Regions from separate parts of the Mus musculus genome. Here regions 1 and 2 are each linked to region 3. The links are chromatin loops, found by intact Hi-C in ENCODE. Cell type or tissue: heart. All regions are shown on one strand.

The links. A loop is a pair of places that touch in the nucleus more often than their neighbours do. Peaks named below come from ENCODE experiments on the same cell type or tissue, not always from the same donor. Only the 100,000 strongest peaks of a DNase experiment are listed, where the experiment ranks them.
Region 1: it touches region 3 in a loop (3-fold over the local background); 4 of 42 quality-filtered maps call a loop at or near these places.
Region 2: it touches region 3 in a loop (2.7-fold over the local background); 10 of 42 quality-filtered maps call a loop at or near these places.

The regions. Positions count from the first base shown.
Region 1 is chr7:79,796,795-79,801,794 of GRCm38, reverse strand. No RefSeq gene overlaps it. Among named protein-coding and RNA genes, the nearest start is that of Mesp1, 5.7 kb to the right of the region's middle. In heart, a CTCF peak has its summit at 2,543 (motif pointing left); a DNase peak (open chromatin) is centred at 2,534; H3K27ac peaks cover 310 bases; H3K27me3 peaks cover 2,228 bases.
Region 2 is chr7:79,932,998-79,937,997 of GRCm38, reverse strand. Arpin (actin-related protein 2/3 complex inhibitor) reads left to right here and starts at 2,734. Exons shown (of 6, transcript NM_027420.4): 1 at 2,734-2,845. The coding sequence starts at 2,754. Gm31966 (a long non-coding RNA gene) reads right to left here and starts at 2,559. Exons shown (of 3, transcript XR_391645.4): 1 at 1,818-2,559; 2 at 534-587; 3 at 1-424. In heart, a CTCF peak has its summit at 2,714; DNase peaks (open chromatin) are centred at 1,957, 2,277, 2,697 and 3,267; H3K4me3 peaks cover 1,901 bases; H3K27ac peaks cover 1,771 bases.
Region 3 is chr7:80,090,533-80,095,532 of GRCm38, reverse strand. Zfp710 (zinc finger protein 710) reads right to left here. Exons shown (of 5, transcript NM_175433.5): 5 at 2,782-5,000. Idh2 (isocitrate dehydrogenase 2 (NADP+), mitochondrial) reads left to right here. Exons shown (of 11, transcript NM_173011.2): 11 at 330-687. The coding sequence ends at 417. Among named protein-coding and RNA genes, the nearest start is that of Gm21057, 18 kb to the right of the region's middle. In heart, no CTCF peak of the experiment used is centred here; DNase peaks (open chromatin) are centred at 852, 3,032, 4,312, 4,772 and 1 weaker place; H3K27ac peaks cover 1,581 bases.

The DNA.
Region 1 (5,000 bases), 290 kb after region 3:
GGTCACAGGCATCGCAGGAGCCGGTCCATAGCTGGGGCTTGGAGCCCACTCTCTGCTTCCCTCTGACCAGAAGGCTAAGCTGGACAGGGCAACAAGGCCTAGTGGAGGCAACTCCTAATCCCGGGCCAGCACAGTCCAGGTTTCAGTCTCACCTGCAGCATCTGTGAAGTGGGAGGTGGAGCCTGCACTGGGCATCTGCCAGTGCTGCAGGGGAGAGGGAAGGACGGTGCGGAAGGGGAGGTGTCCATCCAGCAGACGGCAGGGACCGCAGGGACGGCAGGGACCGCTCTTTTCTTCTCTCACCTCTCTTCTCTTCTCCATCCTCTTTCTTTTGCTAAACTCACACATAGATAGATAGACAGAAAAGTAAGAAAACACGGAGAGAAGCGCTGTGGCCACACCTCTGCATCCCACCAAATGCAGCTCCACCTCTTCTGGCCAGCTGTGCCGCGCCTGGGCACACAGAGGCACCCAGACTCCGCACCCTTCCTCAGGTGCTTTCTGTTGGTTGGCCAGTTGGTCTACAACAGCATCTTGTGCAGCCTTCACGGGGCCTTGTGCCTCCCCGCTCCATTTGAAGTCTCAACTGCTGGGAGTACAGGTGCGTGCCACCATGTCTGGCTGGGTTTTGTTTGTTTTGTGTTTTTAACATAAGGTCTCATGTGGCGAAGGCTGGCCTCAAACTTTCTATGTACCTGAGGATGGCCTTGAACACCTGATTCTTCTGCTTATATTTTCCTCACTCATTAAACAACAACAACAACAACAACAATCAATTGTACATGTAAAAAAAATTAAAAGAAGAAAAGAAAGCTTACATTTTTTCCCTCAGTAATATACAGACAGAGTCTCTTTGTGAAAACTGTAAACATTACAATTAAGAAATGTGAACCCAGACCTGCCTCCCCTAGCATATTATTATCTGCAGCTAGGTACTACATGGTAACAGTACAGCAAACAGTGTGTCCATGGTTTATGCCACTGTATTCTGCATAGTGACCAAACTGCCTGTATCAAGTTTGGAGACCGTATCCTTACAGTTGAAGGACATATGACTGCACCCAGTGAGCCTCGAGGAGTCTGCGTGTTTATACACAAACACACTGTAAACACACAACTTCACAGGCTGCTCTCCGTGCAGAGCTAGCTGCCCTACAGGTTTGGAGTGTCTTGGCTTTGCCAGGATCCACACTCTTACACTGAATGGGTTTTTCCTCATCTGAGTTTGTCACTCAGCATGTCCACACCTGTACCTTTACCTGTCATGACAGGTTCCCATTCAGAATGGCTGGGCAAGGTGCATGGGAGACCGTTGAGAAACCTCAGGCCAGCCCAGTCAAGCTCCAGAGATGGGTGGCTGAGGAGAGTCCCAGCCCCTGGCCACCCTGTGTCCTGGCAGGGACTGAGGTAGGACAGAATCTCAGGGCTGGAGGAAGCTCCTGGGTCAGGCCCAGGGCTGGCTCTGGGCTTGCCTTGGAGAAGAGCCTTGGGAGCAGAGGGTCGGCTGCACCAGATCCTTCTTTCTAAACACAAAGTGCTGACCCCTTGAGGCCCTTCCCTCGATCATGTGGCTAGTCTACGCTGCAGCCCCCTCCCCTCTTTGTTCTCTCTCTAGCTCTTTCCTGGGATTGTCAGGTGCCCGTGGCCTTGGACCTAGCCGAGGGCCTCGGCCACCCCTGGAACGTGGTGTGGAATCCCCACTCCTGCTCCTGTCTGTAGAATACTTCCCTGCGGGAGGGTGAGGTGTGGAGGAGGAGCCACAGCTCCCCAAACCTTCCTCTTGTCTGTGTAATTCCCTGTCCCAGCTTCCTTCAAACAGCGGATGCTGGGGATCCTGTGAGCCCCACAGTCTCACGCCTCACGTTGGTAGTTGAACTGGGTCTACAGATCCTCCCAGATTGGATGGCACAAAGAATCTTAAACAGCCTGTGAGTAGAATTTCAGCGTTGGGGCTGACCTTTCACTCTGTCTGTCTGTCTGTCTTGTTTGTCTGGAGACAGGCCCAGGCTATTCTCAAACCAACACAGTTGAGCATGATCTTGATCTCCCTGCCTCTACCTCTCAAGCGTGGTACTACAGGCACGCACCACCAAGACCAACTGGTTCTTTGCTTTGTCTGGACCTAGGGCTGTGTGTGCTCCTGAGTTCCCTTCTCATTTCTCGGGGACCCTATCTTGCTCTGCTGTCTGCATATAAGAACCATTTTCCTGCTGGGCTGATGAGCAGACAGGTTCACCCGGGCCAACCCATAGACACTGGCATCCCCTCGTGATCCCAGCACCTTAAAGCATAACCTCAGATACATTTCCATCCCTAGAGGGGAAAACCTAGAGATTGGAGGAAGGTTGGCCTAGCTCAGGCTTAAAGCTTCCATGATGTTCCATGTCTGGAATCCCAGCACCCAGGAGGCTGAAACAGGAGGGATTTCACCAGAATTTCAGGCCGGTTTGGGTTGTATAGTTTGAGGTCATTCTGGCCTCCTAGGGAGATGGAGACCTCAAAAAACTAAATAGCTTTCAAGTGACTGTGCATCGCCCTCTGCTGGCAGCATCTGGGAATGTACGAACACCAGAAATTCCAGACGCGGGCAGAGATCTCCACAGGCAGAGTGCCTGAGCCATCGTTTCCTGCATTCATATGTGTTTACGTCTTTGCTTTGTGCTAGCTATCTCAAGCTTCTTAATCCTTTTATATCTCAATTTCTCCTGCTTTCACTCGAAGGATCTGAGGTTTCACTCACAGCCACCTTCCCCCAATTACCTAAATGAAGCCATGTGTCATAAATATGACACCCCTAAAGAGAGAGGTGATACCTATCCCCTCTGTATTATCAACCAGCATCAGACCCACGGGGCTTCTGGCATTTCCTCTGGAGCCTTTCCGGGGGTGGGGAGGAGTGATCTGCCAAATCTCTCTCCTCTTTTCCCACCCCCTCCCTCCTCATCACCCCTCTGCTGCCTGTGGCTGCCACTGGCTGAGCATCCAACTGGCCCAGGACCAGATAATCAGATTATCCTGAGTCCAGAATAATCTATTCCATATGGTGTGCCAGCTCGGTGGCTCCAAGAGCGAGAGGTGTGAGGAGGGCCAGTGGGGGTCTGGGTGGGAGGCTCCCCTGGGAGCCCCAGGAACCTCAGAGAGCCTTACTGGGCAGACGTGTAGGAAGGTTGGTGGGGAAGAGGAACAGGAAGGGAGAAACTGGGTCCTCTGTTGCTGGGCCTTTTAAGGTGATGTGCCTTGCATCGTCTGTGATTTAAAGGGGTGAAGGACCAAGGGGAGGGGAGGGGGTGGCCTCTCTTCTGTGCCCTTTCTGTCTCTGAATTGTGGGGAGGTACTTTAATAATTTTGAAATTTTAAAAACATTTATCCTTATTGTATATATAGGGTGTACACGCACACCCACACACGTAGGCTCACACTTGCAGGTATGTGAAGGGCCGTCTGTCAAGGACACCTTATGGGCCCTTGGATTAAGGATCAAACTCTAGCTGCCTGTCTTGGAAGCAACCGGCTTTATCCAGAGAGCTATCTCATGAGCCCAGAGTGTCATATCCGGATTCTCTGGCTCCATCTTGCAGAACTTCTGGCCACTGTGGTCCTGGCTAGGGCCTAGAAACCTCTTTCTTTCGCTGTCTTTTTCAAGGCTCTGGTATGTGAAGTAAGGCCTGCCCAGGCTGTGCCCCAAGACAGAGATTAAGAGACACCTTCTCTGGACTCTTCTAGCTGAGACATGGGAAAACCTCTCAAGGCTCCATGTTTTCACCTGTGTCCCCTCATCCCAGGATGCTGTGAGCAGGAGACCTGCCAAGGCCCGCACAATGAGACTGAAAGAACATGTGTGCGACCAGCTGAGCCCCTCTCCCCTCCATGGTGGAGGGGCTGCCTATCTTACTGGCACCCACAGTGTGGAGCAAGACGAGGACATTAACCCACATTGGCCACACTCTACCTGGGAGGCTTAGGCTTGCCCAGGAGTGATGGTGCTGAGATAGCCCACGAGTCTGACACTGTAATTAACTAGTGGGATCTGCTGAGGCTAAGCAGGCTAGTGGTGGAATCGGAGTAGCTTCCTTCTTCTTCTGGGGCCTCTGGGGCTCAGGGATTAGGGACTGTGCATAGCACCTTTGATTAGCAAGGCTGTGTCAGAAGGCCTGGCAGGGGAAATGAGGGCACTGGGGCTGCAGAGTGGGTGGGAGTATGGTGCCCAGCTCCAGCATGAAGGCTGAGGTTGGACCCTGAGCCTGAAAGGGGGCCTCCCTGTCCTGTCTGCCCCCTGCCTGGCTGAGGCTTGACCTCTCACCTCTGTTCTGATGGGGTGGCTGCAAGGCTTCACTTCCCAGCCTTACACATTGGCAACCAGGGGAGGCTCGGGCCAGGGGAGCAGAAGCCGCTGGCTCTGGCACTTGTCAAAACACAGGCCCCAAAAGTGTGAAGGCCTTGGCCCAGCGGGGAGGCTGTGTGGGCCTTGCAGCCTGGAGAACTCATTAACTCCAAGCAGCTCCCAAAGGAACCCACTGAAGACACTGGCCAGATAAGGAGATCAAAGGGGCAGAGGAAGCAGGCCCCCCCCCCCTTGCACCAGCTGGCCCGCTGAGGTAGTTTCCCAGAGGCCACAGGGGCAACAGTGGTAACAGAGGGAGGGACTCCACGTGGCACTCCAGTGTGTTAGTCTAAGCCCTCAAGACTTCTGGGAGGGAATTGGTGGCAGGACGTGCCATCTGCCTGTCTCTCATGCAGTCCCTCACCGACTCACTAACTCTGTGCCTTTTCAACTTTCCCTCATGTCTGACACCACCATCTTCCCCTGCTTCGTTCACAGCCTCCCTCTCCTGTTCCAGATCCTTCTGTGTTTCTGACACTCAATGCTAACCATTAGGCCTCAGCTCTGAGGCTTCATAAGTGTCATAAGTGTTGTGCCTTCAACGAAGTGTGGCGTCCCCCACCCCTCCCTAGTCCAAACATGTCTGCCTAACTTTGTAGTTAATAAAATACAACTTCAA
Region 2 (5,000 bases), 160 kb after region 3:
GAGTCAGGTCCCTGGAATTGAAATTAGAGATGGCTGTGAGCTTCAGTGTGAGTTCTGGGGATCAAACCTGGGCCGTCTGGATGAACAGCCAGTGCTTGGAGTCACTGAGCCATCTCTTCAGTTCCTGTTGTCCTTTCTTAAAATATGACCTCACTCTGTAGCCCAGGCTATCCAGAGGCTCGCTAGGTACCCCAGGCTGGCTTTGAAACTGTAGTAATGCCCTGGCCTCAGCCTTCTAAGTCTGGAATCACAGGCATGTGCCACCACACCCTGCTCACCTTTCACCTTTCTCCTTTCTTACACTGTTCTTTGTCAGTTCCTCACAGAGGCTCAGTACCAGAATTGGAGGACATTTCTCTGCTATGATCTTTTTCTTTTTCCTTGTGATCTCTGCTTTGCTCCTTGGTGTCATTTGCTTTGTGTCCTGCAGCAGATAAATGGGCACAAGTACAGGAGGTGACTGATGACAGCTTTGGTAGACAAGAATAGAGAGAGCCCATGCTGTCAGCTCCATCGACCCTCGTCAGACTCACCTGGTCTCACTCTCTCATCACCTGGAAAGGTGATGGGCAGAAGAAGAATCCTGGCTGAAAAAGAAATAATGGTCTTTATTTTAAAATGTGACAAACTGCCCGGCCTGGTGGCACACACTTTTAATCCCAACACTCGAGGGGCAGAGGAAGGTGAATCTCTATGAGTTCCAGGCCAGCCTGGTCTACATAGTAAGTTCCAGGCTGGCCAAGGCTATTTAGTGAGACCTTGTCTCCAAACAAAAGACAACAACAAGAACAGCAAAACCAACCAACCAACCAATCAAAAAACAAAACAAACAAACAAACAAACAAAACCTAGAAACCACCATCAACACAAACAAATAACTCCCCCACCCCCACCCCATACATGACTAGTGGCTGAGGAAGTGAATTTTAATGTGCAAATTTACTTTTATTATTGTTTGGGAATTTTGAGGCAGACTCTCACAATGTAGCCCTGCTAGCCTGGTACCCACTATATAGTTCAAGCTTGTAAGCACTGGGATTACAGGCGTGGAGCCCTGTGACCAGCAAAGGAGAAGCCCTTTTTCTATATTATTTAGATTCTATCATCTATGGTTTAGACTGGGTATGCAGCTCCCTGGTTGAACACTTGTCTGGTGTTCACAAACACCCTGGGTTCTATTTTCGGCACTGTTAAAATACAATTTAAGTAGCTACGTATAGCGTCCACAGAGGGCATTGCACATTTAGAGCCTGTGCGAAGGGGCAGTGACCCAGGAAAGGGACAGAAGAGGAAGGAGGCAGAGGAGTCAGGTGCCTATGAGCCTAGGACTTGCCAGAGGACACAGAGGACAGTCCTCCCCAGAGGATTGTTGTCCTTCTTTCTGGGAATTACAGAGCTGCCTGACAGGTCCAACATAGGCTGGGGTTGACTAGTCACAGACATCCTGTCTAGGGTCTGTTACATTTTTAGGGATCCACAAAACTATATTTTTGGAGCTGAGGATGTGGCTTGAGAAGACTGTTTGCCTAACGTTCATAAAGTCCTGGATTGAACCCCCAGTACCAAATAATCCAGGTGCAGTGGGTGGCCCACACCTGTAATCCTGGTTCTTGGGGAAGTATTGTAAGGAGAAAGGGGTTTGAAGTTATCCTTGGCTACATAGCGAGTTCAAAGCCAGCCTGAGATACATAAAATAATGTCTTAAAAATATTTATATTTTGTTAAAAGAGGAAGGACCCTTAAAAATAAAGTGTCTGAGACCATTCTGTGGTGATACTATGTGGGAGAGAGAGCTCCTTCCAAAGCTAACAACTCACCCTGGACTCTCGGGTATCTTCATTGTGGCTGAGGCAGGGGCACACCTGGCACAACAGAATGTGGCCACCTGCGCCAGAATTTGGCACAAAGGAGCCAATAAAACAAGACGATTTCCCAATGATTTCCGGGTCGGAGGAGATTCCCGGGTGCAGGCTGAGAATAAAAGGCTTGCAGACACTCTGGAGCAAAGGGCACTGTGGGGCTAGAGAAGCGATCGATCCATCCGAATCCTTGAGAAGTGTGAGACAAAGTAATGAATGCTATGTCCACGAGACTAGGAGAGGGAGAGTTCTATCTTTACAAACCATTAGACACGTTTCTTTCTATTTTTGCTGAGCAAGAAGCGTAGGCTCATTAAAGGTTGAGGAACTTGCTGGGATTGCAGAGATTGAGGTTTCCCTTGCTGCAGATCTGACCTATCCCTACTCCGTCACACATTCTGGGAACTCCCCTAAGCCATTGCGGAACCACGGGGAGGTCCAAAAGGGCAGAGTCCATGGAGACCGCTCTGTGGTTCCTCGTTGCTGTCCCGTCTTCTCCCTTCCTGCTCCCTGAGAAAATGTCCTACCAGAACAGATCCCAAGAAAGATCTACTTTCCTAAGCTTCAAGGCCGCTTTTTTGTATATTGATGTGTTTTGAGACAGAATCTCTGTATAGTACAGATGGGGACCGAACTCTCGATCTTTCTGTCTTAGTCTATAAGGACATGAAGGACAGTGGTCATTCCAAAAGCCCCCTGTTACTGCACGAGGTCTGGCTGTCAGGAATGAGGCTCGGCCCCTTTAAGTCCCAACTGGGAACGCCTCGGACTAGCTTCCCGGATCTGTTAACCCGGGAAGCTGGTGCTGCAGCGACCTCCAAGCTCCTGTCCCCGAGGTGCCCCGCCCTACGCGCCGGTTGCTTCCTGGAGCCACAGGGCCTCGGCGTGGGGAAAATGAGCCGCATCTACCAGGATAGCGCCCTCCGCAACAAGGCCGTGCAGAGCGCGCGCCTGCCGGGAACCTGGGACCCTGCCACCCACCAAGGGTAGGATGTGCTCTGTCCATCCGGTTGCTGGCCAGAGATGGGTTGCACTTTCTTCCGCGGCTGACCAGGGGTGGGTTGTACTCTGTCCACCGGGCCAGGGACTCCGCTACTGGCCAGAGGTGGGCTGTGCTTCCCTCCCCTTCCCACATTGTTAGCCAGATGTGGACTGGGCAAGGGAACTGCCAGGATTGGCTGAGTCGGGGCCCTGGCCCCTACTATGGCCAGCCGTAGTGGCCTGGGAGCATCCCTGGGGCCTGGGCTCCCTGGAGCATCCCTGAGGCCTCTGTCGAACTCAAGATCTGAGTCCTGCTCAAAGATTGATGGGGGTTGGGGGTGTAGGGGACACTGGGGAGAGAAACTGGGGTTGCCAAAACCACCCCAGGCATCCAGCTGGCTCTTCCCAAGGTCCCTGGCCAACACACGCTGGGAAGACAGATAAACTTGAAATTCCCGCCTGCAAGAATATCCACTGGAGGGATGCCCAGACTCCCAAATGGAACTACAGAGGCGGTGCTGGGGTTCCCACTGACCTCCGTCTTTTCCCCACACCAGGGCTCTAAACTCTAGCCATCTGTCACACTGCATCACTGGTGACCAGTTTGTGGTGTGGCAGGAACAATAGAGGGAGGGTGGGAATATCCGGAGGGTAATAAGCAGGATGGACAATTTCATTTACAGTCAGAAACAACAAGAATTATTCTACATGAAAGAAGCCAGGCCCAGAAAACCAAAATATCGCGTCATCTAGGAAGTGGAATCTAAAGTCCAACTCATAAGGTCTCCAGTGGAGCAGGTTCAGTCAAAGGGGGAATAAGTTCTGAGGATATAATGTATACATAAATTTGGTGGTGTGAGTCATTATGCAATGTGTACATATCAAGTTTTCTTGATAAATGCCTTCGATATAACCTGTCTTTGTCAGTTAAATATTTTTGGAAATAATTTAAGAGTAATTAGAGGCAAGGAATCCTGACCCAGCCCTCTTCCACAGTCTGTCTTCTTAGACCCACCCTTTTCCCCAGGTTAATGGTTTCAAAGTGGAAAGTCCCCAGGTCCCCAGGTCCCAGGTTCCCCTTTTATAGAATGATAAGGAGCCAGTTCTGGTTCTGGTTCCACTCTGTGTGGGATGCCGTGATTTTGGGCTAATTCCCACATCTCAGAGTCTCTAATTTCCAGCTGTCTGGTGACAATAGCCATCTCCTTGATGACCATGTAGGTATGAATGGGAACAGGAGCATGGAGGTTCTTTAAAGTGGGCAAAGCCACGTCTCACCAGAGGACCTGGGTTCCATTCTTGGCACCCGCAGCAGGGGACTCAAAACTGCTTGTAAGTCCAGCTGTTGGGGATTTGGTTCCTTCTCTGGACTCCACAGGCACCAGTACACACCAGTATACATGCTTATACTCACACAGTCACACATACTTCCACATAAATAAAAAATAATAAAAGCACCCAGGTGTGGTGGCTCACAACCTTAATCCCAGTACTTGGAAGGCAGAGGCAGGTTGGTCTCTGAGTTCAAAGCAGTTTGGTTTACTTAGTGAGTTCCAGGACAGCTAGAGATACATAGGGAAATCTTGTCTTTAAAAAAAGGGGGAGAGGGGCGCTGGAGAGATGGCTCAGCAGTTAAGAGCACTGACTGCTCTTCTGAAGGTCCTGAGTTCAAATCCCAGCAACCATATGGTGGCTCACAACCACCTGTGATGAGATCTGATGCCCTCTTCTGGAATGTCTGAAGACAGCAACAGTGTACTTATATATAATAAATAAATAAATCTTAAAAAAAGGGGGGGGGGAATGAAAAAGGAAACCTGATTTATTGTACCAAAGACACTTGCTCAGGTTGGGGTCTGGGAATTACCACTCAAACCATACATACACCAACCTTAGTTAAGCAAGAACAGTTTATTGAACACCCATCATAATACTGGACGTCCAGGTCCACAGGAAGGAAAAACCTACCAGTCTGTCCTCAGGGCAGGCTTTTTATAGGAAAAAACAGGTTCAAAAGTTTTAAGGCAAGCCGGGCAGTGGTGGCGCATGCCTTTAATCCCAGCACTCAGGAGGCAGAGGCAGGAGGATTTTTGAGTTTGAGGTCATCCTGGTCTACAGAGTGAGTTCCAGGACAGCCAGGACTACACAGTCTAGAAACCC
Region 3 (5,000 bases):
GTGGGTAGAGCTGCCTGGGGTCTGGGGCAGGACAAGTCCTGAGAAATGGCTCAGGCCAAGCCTTCCTTGACCAGGTCTGAGTTGGTGCCCTCTGGCAGTTGCTTAGTTCCTCTGCTCTCCTCCTTAAACCTTTCCCCAGCTTCTTTTATGAGGCCTGTGCCCGGTAGCTTGTTACTTTAAACTTTCTGCCAAATTTATTGTGACCCTCTAGCAGTGGGCTACTAGCAAACTTGGACCTGGGCCTGGTGGCCTGAGGTCTAATGAGCCTGGGAATGGCTTGGTTGATGGCCTCCAGGAGGCCTGAGTCTCCCCTGATGTTCTCTCGGCAGTGTGAAGCTGAACGAGCACTTCCTGAACACCACAGACTTCCTGGACACCATTAAGAGCAACCTGGACAGAGCTCTGGGCAAGCAGTAGGGGTGGACACTACTCAGCTCCAGTGGGTACTCTGTACATGGCAGAGGGTGGGCCTCACAGCCCCTCTCTGGTGGCCTTTCTAGGGGACATTTTTTTACATATATATATGATGGAGATGTTTTTTAAAGTATATGAGCATTTTCCCTCACGGTGGACATGAGGCAGGAACGTGTGCTTTACCTCAGACAGTCAGTGTTCTGCATACTGTAATTTATATTGCTCTGGAATCACATGGTGCCATATTTAGCTACTAAAAAGCTCTTCGCAAAACTGTCTTGATGTGTTTGTCCCCGAGTGGGAGGGAGCAGCTGGTAGGATCCCCCAGGGACAGGGTTGGGGTGCCTCAGGCTGTTAATAGGTCAGCCAGGGGGTTGCTTCTCATGAGAGGGAACGAGGCAGCCTGTGGGCCTCCTGCATTCTTCACTGGCTGCCTGAGTTGCCAGACTTTGGGGGTGAGGCCCTGGCTTCCTCACAAAGTTGCGTGCAGTGTCTGCTGCTGAGCCAGTGGAGCTAGCTGGGGCCTAAGGGCAGAGACTCACATAGAATCTCCTAAGGTGATCCCGTTTCTCCATCTAGGGAATTGTCATTCTGTGATGTTGTAGATACTTGTTATAATAACACATGCACCTTTCACCTCTTATAGTGCTGACACTCCAACCTCGAGCTTTGTGTACACTAAGCAAGCATTCTACCTCTGCATCCCAACTTCATCCTGGTACCAACTTAGCTGAGACGAGGCCTCATCAGCACGCAGTTCTAGCTGGTTTGGAACTTTATGGGTCAGGCTGGTCTTCTAGTCACGAAGGTCTACCTCTCTGCTTCCCAAGGCAGGGATTAAGGGCCTATGCGACTGTGCTCAGGCTCATTTGCCCTGTTATAGGTTATACACTAGAAACAGATCCCCCAGTCTCTGCTTTGCAAGCCCGCTCAGGCTTGCCTAGGTCTCTGTGTGTCCGGGATCCCCTGTTCCCATCCTTCAGGTTTCTCCTTTGGCACAACTAGAAAAGTGATGTGGAAATGTTGTTCCAAAGCCCATATACACTCAATGGAAAGCACTGTCGCTGTGCAGTCAGTGACTTCTCTTTCTGCTTGTTTGGTCCTGCTGGAGATTAGGGTAACTTTGATAATGCAGTCAGTTCTCTGTATCTGGAGTTGGTTGTTGTCAGTGCTGGGAATTGAGTTTAGCAAGCATTTTATCAGTAAGATTTTTTTTTTGATTTATTTAGTAGCTGTCTTCAGACTCACCTGAAGGGGGTGTCAGATCTCATTACGGATGGTTGTGAGTCACCATGTGGTTGCTGGGATTTGAACTCAGAACCTTTGGAAGAGCAGTCGGTGCTCTTAACCTCTGAGCCATCTCTCCAGCCCCCATCAGTAAGATCTTAAGCTGAATTCTCATCCCCATTGCCTGCCTTTTTTTCTTTTTTTTTTAAAAGACATGGTTTTGTGTATCCGAGACTCGCCTCAAATTTCTATAGAATTAAGGATGACCTTGAACTTCTTAGCCTCCAGTCTCCACCTCCTGGATGCAGTTATCATGGGCAGTATCACAACACTGAGTATGTAGGGCTGGGTATCAAACCCAGGGTGGTCTCCTGAATAGTAGGCAAGTACTTTACCCAGCAAGCCTGATCCACAGCCCTAGCCTCCAGTTTAAAGACTATTTTAGTATTTTTATGGGGTATCTTGCCTGTTTGTATATCTGTGTGCCATGTACATACAGGGTCCACTGAAGTCAGAAGAGGGCATTGGAGACCCTAGAACTAGAGTTAGAGACAGTTGCTGAGCTGCCATGTGGGTGGTAGGAATTGAACCTGGGTCCTCTGGAAGAGCAGCAAGTGCTCTTAACCAACTATCTATCGCTTGCCTCTAGCCACAGGTTTTATGTTGCAGATCCAAGAGTGGGAATATTTGGAAACAAGTCAGGGATGGCAGTGCATGCCCGAAATCCCAGCACTGGGGAGGCCGGAAATCTGAAAAGGCCAGGTGTACACACATACGTGTAGTCTTGCTTCAGGAAGCTGAGACAGGAAGATGGTTGCGTTCTAGGCCAGACACAGGTAGACAGTGTGAGCCTGCTGTAAAAAGTCTCAAAACAACCGGGAAAAAGAAGCTGTGTGTGGGAGAACTCATCTGTTGTCCCAGGCCTTCACAGGTAGATCCGGGCTACAGAGACCTAAAACCTGCCCTTGGGACTCGGAGCATGTTCTCCTCCACCCACCCCCCAACTCTCTGGCAGGTCAGGTGGCTGAGATTGTCTTGTAGTTCCAGAGGGGGATGCTGTCTGGCATGTGACTAGGGAGCCTTGTTGGGACCTCCTTGGGGGGAAGGGCCTCCAAGAGCACCAAGAAGCACGTACAGTCACCTCGCTAAAGAATATTCATTTATTTATAATTATTGCTAAGTAAACTTCTCTTTTTAAACAGGAACATAAAAACACAGTAGGGCTCTGCACAAGAGGAATCTCTAAACAGTTGGTTTGTATACATGTCAAAATAAGTTAGAGTGGAATTCGGCCAGGGCTTCTGAGTCACCCTTTTCAGAAGCCTGGGAGGGGTGAGGCTGGAGCTGTGCCAGGACCACCTCCAGCTCCAACTGTGTACTGTGCTGTGCCTTCCTCTCCGCTTTGCCCGGCACAAGGCGAGGGCAGGGGCTTTTTCAGTATGGCATCCCCAAGGGGGTTGTGCCAATGGCAGGCTGGGGGACAGTGGGAGACCCCACCCAGGCCAGACTTCTCCCTTCTGTTCCAAGACCAAGGCCACTGCGTTGGCAGGAGAGGAGGAGGAGGAAGAGAAGAAGGAGGAGGTACAGGGTGCTTTTTGGTACCAGGGAGAAAGTCATTGTGGGAAGAGGTAGTTTGCAGGGGTGATGCCTTCTGCTCAGCAGGAGAAATAAATGTCTTGTACAGTGATAGCTAATCACTGCCACCTGAGGGTCATCATGATGGGCACCTGGGAGGCCGGGAGCCATGGGAAACCACACCTGGGCCACTGTGTCCCCCTCATCCCCAGTCCTGAACAGTCACCCTGAGGCCTGGCTTGGGGGCTGTCACACTGCGAATCAACACCCTCTGCCTCAGCTGGTCTCCCCCTCTTGGTTTTTCAGCCAAAGCTGGTGGCTTCATCTATGCCTTTTTGGGGTTAGTCCCGCCTGCTCCTCCCCTTGGGGGCCTTGGGATTTGTGGGCAGGGGTTTGGGTGCTTGCGAGCTTATGGATGGAGGACAGGGGGGAGGGGAGGGGACAGGTGAAGAGGGCCAGCTGACTGGAGAGGGCCGGGTAGGTTCTCTGCCTCCCCCACTTCCCTCCTGCCTTAGCCTTCTGAGGCTCCCAGCTAGTGATACACCTGGGCCAGGGCCCCTCAGGCATGGCTGCTTTCGGAAAGGGAGGCAGGAAGTACACACAGCACACAAGAAAGCTGAGGCTTGGACGAACCAAAAACCAAAAAAAAAAAAAAAAACCCAAAACAAACCAATAGAAACAGAAACCAAAAAAAACCCCTCTCCATCAAAGATGATAGACAGGAGAGTTGGAAAGGAAAACATAAATTTCTTTCACAATACCCTTCTTGCTGCAAACAGAATTTTCCCCTCCCTCTCTCTGGTCTTCAGTTAAACATGTTGCTCTTCCTCCGGAGCCGGCTGAGCCACAGCTCACCCACTCCCCACGACACCTGCTTGCTCATAAAAAACCAAAACCAAAACCATTCTAGTTCCCCTCTTCCCACGGGTGGTCTTCCTTGGCTTCCCCTGAGGACAGCCACTCTTGGTCCCAGAGATGTCACCCCGACCCTCCCTCCCCGCTGGCTCAAGGAGCCGCCATCTATCTTTGTTAATGCTTGCCAGATGCAGGGCATGTCCTGGGTTTGTTTGGTGAGGACCCTGTGGTTGGTACCTTAGCTTGGAACAGACCTGGATGAACTGTGTTGAAATGCACATTAGGGACATTCTTTCAAACGAGGCTGGGGCAGGGGAGCTCTGCAGGCCAGCTGGGAGGGTGCTCTGGAGGCTGGACTCCCCTCAGCTCTCCGACAGGCAGGGCCAGGGCTAGGGCCGCATGCATGCCTGCATGGAGCAAGGGGAGGCCCAGGAGGTAGAAGGCAGAGTGCCCTGCCTGGCTCTTGAGTGATAGGGGGAGGGAAGAGGTTCTTGGGTCTGACCAGGGTGGGGGTGGGCAGTGTCGGCCAGTGCAGGGGTTCAGATGTCCTTAAAGGCCAGAGTCGGTGCAGAAGAGAGACAAGGCCTGGCTCAAGCATTCTCTTCCTGGAGAGCGCCTCCGCGCCTGAGGTGGCTTGGGGAAGACCTCTAAGTCTGTGCCTGTAAGAGGCCTCACTGGCATTCCCCCTGCCCACGCACAGCAGCAGGCCAAGGAGAACCAGATGCGGACCTCCTGGTTACCTTTCCCTCACCGGGATGCCTAGGCCTGTGGCCAGCTCCCTGCAAGGACAGTAGTAGAGTCTCCATTTGGTCTAAAGATCCCTAGTGGTGCAAATGATTTGAGGGTTGGGGGGGAGGAGGGCCAGGCAGTGGGCAGTAGCTTGGTTCTGGGCTGCAGAGGGGCAGCCCTCAGTATGTGGGTCTCACCCT